Linked DNA regions of Homo sapiens: region 2 is linked to region 1. Evidence: read pairs that join two places in POLR2A ChIA-PET (ENCODE). Cell type or tissue: HepG2. All regions are shown on one strand. Region 1 overlaps SAP30BP (SAP30 binding protein). Region 2 overlaps TEN1 (TEN1 subunit of CST complex).

What was found. Peaks named below come from ENCODE experiments on the same cell type or tissue, not always from the same donor. Only the 100,000 strongest peaks of a DNase experiment are listed, where the experiment ranks them.
Region 2: POLR2A ChIA-PET joins it to region 1 with 5 read pairs; 1 of 35 experiments calls an interaction of 5 or more read pairs at or near these places.

Annotation. Positions count from the first base shown.
Region 1 is chr17:75,693,112-75,698,111 of GRCh38, forward strand. SAP30BP (SAP30 binding protein) reads left to right here. Exons shown (of 11, transcript NM_013260.8): 4 at 329-371. Among named protein-coding and RNA genes, the nearest start is that of SAP30BP-AS1, 11 kb to the left of the region's middle. RefSeq lists an enhancer at 3,896-4,607. In HepG2, no CTCF peak of the experiment used is centred here; DNase peaks (open chromatin) are centred at 4,040, 4,830 and 4,900.
Region 2 is chr17:75,986,241-75,991,240 of GRCh38, forward strand. It overlaps TEN1 (TEN1 subunit of CST complex), which reads left to right. Exons shown (of 4, transcript NM_001113324.3): 2 at 1-44. TEN1-CDK3 (TEN1-CDK3 readthrough (NMD candidate)) reads left to right here. Exons shown (of 10, transcript NR_037709.1): 2 at 1-44. Among named protein-coding and RNA genes, the nearest start is that of TEN1, 9.5 kb to the left of the region's middle. In HepG2, no CTCF peak of the experiment used is centred here; a DNase peak (open chromatin) is centred at 2,495.

The sequences.
Region 1 (5,000 bases):
AGAGCAACAGGCAGGGTATACGTTGCCCAGTTGGCTGCAGCAGGCTTGCTGGCTTGTGTTCTCCTCAGCGATGGTGGGTTTGGTCACTGAAAAGGCATGGAGGAGAGACCGGCGTGGGGCTCGGGAGCATCCGGCTGCTGCGATGCGGGAAGAAGAGGGTTCGGAGGCTCGGGGGTGCCAGAGGCCCCTGAAGCATCAGCTTACCCTTAGTGTTCCTGGCAGTGCTTTTACTTTTTCTCCTTCCTTAAAAATCCTGAGTGGTCTCAGTAGAGAGTAGCTGGTTCAGGAGCCCCAGTCTTACCTCCTCGTATTTGTTTGTCTTTTGCAGGATAATACAGAAGCAGAAAAGCGAGACCCCCAGGAACTCGTGGGTGAGTATTGGGGGATCCTGGGGGCACGTTTCTCAGCCTTGCTCCTAGCAGCCTGGCTTCCAGCCATGCCAGGCCTGCCGCCCCACAGGGCTTCTGTCTGCTGTGAGCACTGTTGTCCCTTTGGCTCCCTCTCAGGGCTTTGGCATTTCCTAGGATGCCCGGGTGAGACGTCCAGGGAACAGTTCTTCTTTGGAAATCATATTTGTGGTGTGTTTTAATGGGCTTTGGTCGGTTGCCAGCGCTGTCAAGAGGGAATTCAGGGCACTCAGCTGGGAGCGTGTCTTGGTCTCTGCTTCCCCTAGTGCCCTGGGCTTGTCCTCTGTCTTTGCAACCCCTCCTCCCCCTCTCCGCTGGCATATGCATGCTGCTCAGGGAGTCAGCATGTGGCCTCTGCTGGCACTTTGCTCTGTCCCCAGGCAGGAACATGCCTCACAGCCCTGGAGTCTGGGGCTCTTTGTGATTTGGGAGGAGCAGGGACACTATGTTTCTGGAAAACAGCATACATCATCCAAGTCCTGTGCTAGCCCCAGCCTTTTAATCCTTTTAGAAAGCCCCCCAGCTCCTTTCACGTGGCTCCCAAAGCCCGACCGGGGGGCAGTTCCCGGCATCTGAGTCAGAGCTCTTGGTGGGGTTGGCCCTCCCTCTCTGTGGCAACCATTACCAGCTCTCCTGTCCGTCCTGCTGATCTTCACAAACAGGCTCCTGCCTCCTGCGGTCTTGCCTCGGTGGCTCACTGACTCCAGCCCTGGGGGTTCTGAGCCCAGGGACCACCTGGAAGCGCTGCCCCAGTAGTCAGTCCTTCCCACCCAGGCTTCCTCCCAGTAGGGCCTTTCTGCTGGGAGTTCTGCTACAAAGCCTGTTCTCCTTTTCCAGAACTAAAGGAGCTAGGAATCGTTCATTCTATTTGTCTTTTGAAGAAGGATTGGGTGGGAACACGGTAACGCTGAGCAGCCCAGACCCTCAGCAGGAGGGCCTTAATCCCTGGCCTCTCTGATGGAGTTTCAGTCTTTCAAATCCTATAAAAACCAAGATTTTCCTAAAACCTAGAGTTTCTTCTTTAGAAAGTGACGCCTTAGGGGTGCAACATTTGGCTTTGAGGGCAGAGGAAGCAGAGTGTGCATCTGCTGGGAAGCCGATGGCCGGCCCAAGGGGGCGATCCACGGGTCGGGCGTGGACGGGAGCCTTGGCCTCTTATCCCCGCCATCACCCGAGCCGACCCTGCTGTTTACTGTGAGAAACTACACGGCTGGGGATCAGAGAGCAGCCTGTCACGTGCCAACGCAGAGATGCCCTTGCTCTTGCTAGTAGTGCTGGGCAGGCAGTGGAATGTGTGTGGGCATCAGCCATCTCAGCCCCCAGTTGCTTCCAGAGCCAACTTGTCACTTTTTCTCCCTGTGCCACTTTTTGGAAATAGCTTTATTGAGGTATAATTTACATAGAGTAAGACTTGCCAATTTTACGTGTGCCATTTTATGAATTTTGACAAATGTGTATAGTTGTGTTAGCCCCACCACAATTGTGATACAGAACGCACCCATCACTCCGAAATGTTCCCTTGTGCCCCGACCGTGTTACAGGTGATTCCCTCCCTCAGCCTCAGGCAAGCTGTGATCTACACTCTCCTCACTATAGCTTTGCCTTTCTTTAGAATTTCCTATAAATCAGGATCTCCCCACCCTGGCCCTACTGACACTTAGGGCTGGATGAGTCTTTGTTGTGGGGCTGTCCTGTGCTTTGCAGGGTGTTTAGCAGTGTCCTTGGTCTCTACCCACTACGTGCCAGAGGCACTCTCCCTTCCCCAGATGTGACAGTGATCAATGTCTCCAGACATTGCCAAATGTCCCCTTGGGGCAGAATCACCCCTAGTTAAGAACCAGGGATAGAAAGGGAACTAGTGTTTTTGTCTGGCTTCTTTCACTCAGCACGGTGCTTGCAAGACTCATCCATGTAGTTGGGCATGTCCAGAGTTTCTTTTTGTAGCCAAGTAATATTTCACTGTAGGGATACACCACAGTTTGTTTACTGATTCACCCATGAGGACACAAATGGATCTTTAAGCGGCATCGTTTTGATTACTCACCATTCCTCATTGACGAGTAGCTAGTTTAGTTCCTCTTACTGAAGACGTAATTAGTTGAAGGACAGTGGCTTCCATTCATGATGCAGTGCCTGTCAGCCCCTCTACCTAAGCTTTTGTCCACTCTGGTGTCAGGACTCAGGTTGCTTACCAGGTATGGGAAGTGTGTCCATGCATGTAGACAGCCCCAGCTTTTAGAGAACAAGCAGGAGAGCAGAGAAGCCAAACCACAGGCATCTGCAGCACTGCAGCCCCTTGACAGAGCCGAGCATGCACACCCTGTCTGTGCCCTCCAGGGCCTCGCAGATGCCCACGGCTGAGCCTGGAGCAGTGGTGCTGGTGTGGCAGTGCACGTGGGTTCTCTCTGTCACTCAGGAGCTGGAGATACTCCACCGTCCCCTGGGGCCCCCCAGCTCGCTCACTCCCTGCCATCCCATAAGCCCGTCCAACTAGCTGTTCCTGCACAGATCCCTCCCTGGCAGCTGTGGGTACTCTGGGTGTTTTCTGACTTGGGCACGCACCAGGGCAAGTCACGCTGACAGCTGGCTTCTCAAGTCCTAAGTGCGGCTGCCTCTGAGAACACACCCATCAGACCCAGGCAGCAGCCACAGACCCAGCGCTGCTTCCAAGAGACTGTGGACACATCGCTTTACTGGCTTGAGGCTCTGTCTGCTTACAAGAAATGTGGGGCTCAGCTGGTCGCAGTGGCTCATGCCTGTCATCCCAGCACTTGGGGAGGCTGAGGCGGGCAGATCACGAGGTTGGGAGTTCAAAAGCAGCCTGGCCAGCGTGGTGAAACCCCATTTCTACTAAAAATCCAAAAAAAAAAAAAAAATTAGCCAGGCATGGTGGTACTTGCCTATAGTCCAAGCTACCCGGGAGGCTGAGGCAAGAGAACTGCTTGAACCTGGCAGGTGGAGGTTGCAGTGAGCCGAGATAACACCATTGCACTCCAGTCTGGGCGACATAGCGAGACTCCATCTCAATTAAAAAAAAAAAAAAGAAAAGAAACAGAAATGTGGGGTTCAAGTCTTCCACATTAGATTCATTCCAGGACTCAGAAGGGAGAGGACCACTGAAAGATTGCTTCCAAACTCTGTGTTGTACACTTCTATCTAGTTTTCCCGAATGTGTTCCTTTATTTGCCAGTTACTTCCTAGGAATTATCTTGTTTCAAGCCCTGGACTGAGGAGGGGCTCCCCTCCTCTTTTTTTTTTTTTTTTTTTGGAGACGGGGTCTGGCTTTGTCACCCAGGCTGGAGGGGCTGGAGTGCAGTGGTGCAATCTCGGCTCACTGTAAGCTCCGCCTCCTGGGTTCACACCATTCTCCTGCCTCAGCCTCCCGAGTAGCTGGGACTACAGGCGCCCACCACCACACTTGGCTAAATTTTTGTATTTTTAGTAGGGATGGGGTTTCACTGTTTTAGCCAGGATGATCTCGATCTCCTGACCTTGTGATCCGCCCGCCTCGGCCTCCCAAAGTGCTGGGATTACAGGTGTGAGCCACCGCGCCCGGCCCCTCCTCTTACACTGTACACCATGTGAGCCCCAGAGTGTGGCTGGGTTGCTGTGGCAACAGGGTCACACCCTGTTTTTCCAAAGGCTTTCCTGGCAAATGCCAAAGGGCACTCTTTGTCTCTCTGTCACAAGCACAGATAGGTTCTCTCCAGCCCAGGGAAGAAGTTAACCCTGCTTGTTTATGTGCCTAGCGCCTGCCAAGGCCCTCCTTGCTTTTGTTGTTGCTGCTTGTGAGATAGGACCAGCTCCCCCCAGCTGATTCCACTCTCCACCAGCTTCTGCAACCTCAGCCTTGGCACTTTCACCTATTCCAGGGCTGGGAAGAAGGAGGAAGTTAGAGGAGACTTGAATTCCAGCCATATCTGGGTTTCACCTTTGCTTGAGGAGTCAGGAGACCAAAGGAAGGTGCTGGGCAAAGAGAAGCACCTCGTCTCCTGCTCTTGGGCTGCACTGGCATCTGGGGCCCACAGCAGGACCTCTGATCAATGTATCACCCAGTCTCTGTCCTCTTGCCGTCACCTAAAATGGCAGATTAGTGCTCTGTTCTTGGGGCGCTTCCAGTGAGAATCCACTGACAACAGTGAAAATCAACACATGAAGTCATGTTTTTAGGATGGCCCCAGGCTCGACTCCTGTCTCAGTGTATTTGCAGTCGGCATAGGCTTATCCTGCAGCAGCTGGACTGGCAGAGTCTGGGAGCCTTGTCCCCAGCCCTCCTTGGCACTGTGTTCTTTACAGTAACTGAAACTCCAGGCAGAGATCAAAGCACCTTGTCTACTAAGCAAACATTAACCCAGCATGGGGAGAGGAGAAGGGGCTGGCTGTGCGAAGCCAGCCGGGCAGCTCAGCAGTGGGTTAGCTGGGGCCTGCACACAGTAGGTGCTCAGTAAGTGCTTGCTGAGTGTTACTGGTGTTTTGTTCATTCTTTCTCTTCATCCTGCCCCACCCTGCCCTGGCTGCTCTTTGCTCATTGTATGATCCTTTTCATGAGAGAGTGTTTTGAAGAGCGCAGACAGAATCTTAACAAATAGCGCA
Region 2 (5,000 bases), 290 kb after region 1:
GCAGGCCAAGTTCCTGATGGGAGCACGCTGAGAACATTTGGCAGGTGAGAACGGTTATTTTTTTCACTGGTGGGGGTGATGATATGTTAAATGTCTTTCTCTACCTCCAAAAAGACATAATTAGAAAAGATTTTTATAACTTCATCTAATTATGTTAAAATACTAAAAAAAAAATTAGTTGCCGGGCGCGGTGGCTCATGCCTGTAATCGCAGCACTTTGGGAGGCCGAGGTGGGTGGATCACCTGAGGTTGGGAGTTTGAGACCAGCCTGACCAACATGGAGAAACCCTGTCTCTACTAAAAATACAAAATTAGCTGGGCGTGGTGGCGCATGCCTATAATCCCAGCTAATCGAGAGGCTGAGGCAGGAGAATTGCTTGAACGTGGAAGGTGGAGGTTGTAGCGAGCCGAAATCGCGCCATTGCACTCCAGCCTGGGCGACAAGAGCAAAACTCTGTCTCAAAAAATAATAATAATAAATATATATACATATATATATTGAAAAAATTAATATTCATTGTAAAAAGTGTAGATAGTCCATAAAGGTGTAGAGAGGAAGGAAAAGTCACCCATAATCCCATTACCCAGACAACCACTGCTAACCTTTGGTGATTATCCTCGTGCTTTTCCATATGTATGTGTTTGTATATGTGGGTGGGTATGGAGACACCCAATATACGTATATACATATATACTCTGTCAGTTATTTATCAGTTATATATTGCTATGTAACATATTACCCATACACACAATTTTAGTTTTTCGTAGAGACAGGGTATCCCTATATTCTCAAGGCTGGTGTCTAACTCCTGGGCTCAAGCGATCCTCCTGACTCAGCCTCCCAAAGTGCTGGGATTACAGGCGTAAGCCACTGTGCCCAGCCTCCCCCAAATTTAAAATAATTATTGTCTCATAGTTACTGTGGGTCAGGAATTTGGGAGTGGTTTAACTGTTTGGATCTGGCTCAGGGTCGCTCATGGGAGTGGCATCCAGATGTTGGCCAGGGCTGCAGTTATCTGGAGGCTTGACTGGGGCCAGGACCTCTACTTCCAAGATGGCTTGTTCACGTTTGGCAAATTAGTGCTGGCTCTTGGCAAGATAACTCAGTTCCAGACAATGTGGATTTCTCTGTAGTTCTGTGTGAGGGTCCTCATAACACAGCAGTTTCTGCCAGAAGCAGTGACCAAGAGAAAGAGCAGGGTGAAAACCACAGTGTCTTTCATGACTTAGCTTCCAGAGTCAGTCTCAGTCATTTCTGCAGTATCCTACTGATTACACAGGTCAGCCTTACTCAGCATCGTAGGGGATGCACAAGGATGTAAATATCGGGGGTGAGAATCACAGGGGACCATCTTAGAGACACGTGTACATACATATAGAAGTATTTTAACCTAGGCCAGGTGCGGTGGCTCACGCCTGTAACCCCAGCACTTTGGGAGGCCGAGGCAGGCGGATCACCTGAGGTCAGGAGTTTGAGACTAGCCGGACCAAAATGGCGAAACCCTGTCTCTACTAAAAATACAAAAATTAGCCGGGCTTGGTGGTGGGTGCCTATAATCCCAGCTACTCAGGAGGCTGAGGCAGGAGAATCGCTTAAACCTAGGAGGTGGAGGTTGCAGTGAGCTGAGATTGCGCCACTGCACTCCAGCCTGGGGGACAGGGTGAGACTCCATCTCAAAAAAAAAAAAAAAAAAAAAAAGACTAGTATTTTAACCTAGCCTGGGTGCGGTGGTTCACGCCTGTAATGCCAACACTTTGGGAAGCCTAAGTGGGCAGATCACCTGAGGTCAGAAGTTCAAAACCAGCCTGGCCAACATGGTGAAACCCCGTCTCTATAAAAAATACAAAAATTAGCCAGGTGTGGTGGCAGGCGCCTGTAATCCCAGCTATTCGGGAGGCTGAGGCAGGAGAATTGCTTGAACCCGGGAGGCAGAGGTGGCAGTGAGCTGAGATCATGCCATTACACTCCAGCCTGGGTGACAAGAGTGAAATTCGGCCTCAAAAAAAAAAAAAAAAGAAGTATTTTAACCTAGTTAAGGGCTGGGTGTGGAGGCTTACACCTGTGATCCTAGCACTTTGGGAGGCTGAGGTGGGAGGATTGCTTGAGTCCAGGAGTTTGAGACAAGCCTGGGCAACATGGTGAAACCCTGTCTCTACAAAATATACAAAAAATTAGCCAGGCATGGCAGTGTGCGCCTGTAGCCCCAGCTACTGGGGAGGCTGAAGTGGGAGGATCACCTGAACCTGGGAGGTTTAGGCTGCAGTGAGCCGAGACTGCACCACTGTACTTTATCCTGGGTGACAGAGTGAGATCCTGCCTCAAAAAAAAAAAAAAAAAAAAAAAAAAGAAAAGAAGAAGAAAGCAATATTTTAACCTAGATGAGATCCTATTATATTACTGTATTGTAGCATTTATTTACTTAGCTGTGTATGGTAGACCTAGTGCCATCTCAGACATGTAGATCTATATCATCATTTTGAATGGTTCCATTTTGTTTCACTGTGGTGATATTGCATCATTTACTTAGCCAAGTCTTTTGTTTTTTTTTGAGACGGAGTCTAACTCTGTCACCAGGCTGGAGTGCAGTGGTGCAATCTCGGCTCACTGCAACCTCTGCCTGCCAGGTTCAAGCGATTCTCCTGCCTCAGCCTCCCGAGTAGCTGGTATTACAGGCAACTGCCATCACACCCGGCTAATTTTTTTTATTTTTTAGTAGAAACGGTGTTTCACCATCTTGGCCAGGCTGGTCTCGAACTCCTGACCTTGTAATCCACCCGCCTCGGCCCCCCAAAGTGCTGGGATTACAGGCGTGAGCCACCACGCCCGGCCTACTTAGCCAATTCTTTATTGATTTTCTTTTCTTTTTTTCTTTTTTTGAGACAGAGCCTTGCTCTGTTGCCCAGGCTGGAGTGCAGTGGCGCGATCTCAGCTCACTGCAAGTTCTGCCTCCCAGGTTCACGCCATTCTCCTGCCTCAGCCTCCCAAGTAGCTGGGACTACAGGCACCTGCCACCACGCCCGGCTAATTTTTTTTTTTGTTTTTTTTTTGTTTTTGTAGAGATGGGGTTTCACCGTGTTAGCCAGGATGGTCTCGATCTCCTGACCTCGTGATCTGCCTGCCTAGGCCTCCCAAAGTGCTGGGATTACAGATGTGAGCCACCGCACCTGGCCTTTTTTGTTTTTTTAAATTGAGATGGAGTCTTGCTCTGTCGCCAGGCTGGAGTGCAGTGGCGTGAGCTTGGCTCACTGCAACCTCCAACTCCCTGGTTCAAGCGATTCTCCTGTCTCAGCCTCCCAAGTAGGTGGGATTACAGGCGTGCCCCACCACACCCAGCTAATTTTTGTATTTTTTTAAGTAGAGATGGGATTTCACCATGTTGGCCAGGATGGTCTCCATCTCTTGACCTTGTGATCTGTCTGCCTCAGCCTACCAAAGTGCTGGGATTACAGGCGTGAGCCATCGTGCCTGGCTTTATTGATTTTCAATAAAGACATCAAGATAATTCAGTAGGGAAAGCATAGTCCTTTCAACAAGTGGAACTACTGGATATTGACACTGTGTCGCCCAGGCTGAAGTGCAAGTGACATGATCATGGCTCACAACAGCCTTGACCCCTCAGCCTCCCAAGTAGCTGAGACCACAGGCGTGCACCACTGTACCTGGCTAATTAAAAAAAAAAAAAAATTATAGAGACGGCATCTCGCTGTATTGCCCAGGCTGGTCTCTAACACCTGGGCTCAAGCAATCCTCTTGCCTCAGCCTCCCAAAGTGCTGGGATTACAGATGTGAGCCACCATGCCCAACCTAGATTTTTTTTTTTTTGAGACGGAGTCTTGCTCTGTTGCCCAGACTGGAGTGCAGTGGTACGATCTCGGCTCACTGCAGCCTCTGCCTCTTGGGCTCCAGTGATCCTCCCGTCTTGGCCTCCCAAGTATCTGGGACCACAGCTGCGTGCCACCATGCCTGGCTAATTTTTTTTATATTTTTAGTAGAGACAGGGTTTCAACATGTTGCCCAGGTTGGTCTCAAACTCTTGGACTCAAGTGATCCATCTGCCTTGGCCTCCCAAAGTGCTGGGATTACCAGCATGAGCCACCACGCCCAGCTAGATATTCTTATGGTAGGGGAAAACATCTTGATCTTTACTTCACAACATACAAAAAAAAATTTACACTGTGTCATAGATTACAAGCTAAGACTGAAATGTCTCAAGTAAACAGCAGAATATCTTTACAACTTTGAGTAGGCAAAGATTTCTTTTTTTTTTTTCTATTTATAGCATTTGTAGCCCATATTGAAAAAAAAAAGATGGCCAGGCACAGTGGCTCATGAGTGTAATCCCAGCACTTTGGGAGGCTGAGGCAGGTGGATCACGTGAGCCCAGGAGTTCGAGACCAGTGTGGACAACATAGCAAAACCCTGTCTGTACAAAAAATTAAAATATTAGCCACGTGTGATGGCAAGTACCTATAGTCCCAGCTACTCAGGAGGCTGAGATGGGAGGATTGCTTGAGCAGCCTGGAAGGTCAAGGCTGCAGCCTGGGATACAGAAAAAAAAAAAAAAGAAAGGAAGAAAAAGATTTCTTAGACAAGACATAGAAAGCAAAAGTCATAAAAGAAAAAAATGATCAGGTGTGGTGGCTCATGCCTGTAATCCCAGTACTTTGGGAGGCTGAGGTGGGTGGATCCCTTGAGGTCAGGAGTTGGAGACCAGCCTGGACAATATGGTAAAACCCCTTCTCTACTAAAAATACAAAAATTAGCCAGGCCTGGTGGCAGGCACCTGTAATCCCAGCTACTCGGGAGGCTGAGGCACAAGAATTGCTTGAACCCAGGAGGCGGAGGTTGCAGTGAGCCGAGATTGCTCCATTGCACTCCAGCCTGGGCAACAAAGCGAGACTCCATCTCAAAAAAAAAAAAAAAAAAAGAAAAAAGAAAAAGAAAAAAATGAATAAACTGATCATCAACAAAATTAAAAGCTTCTGCTTATCAAAATATG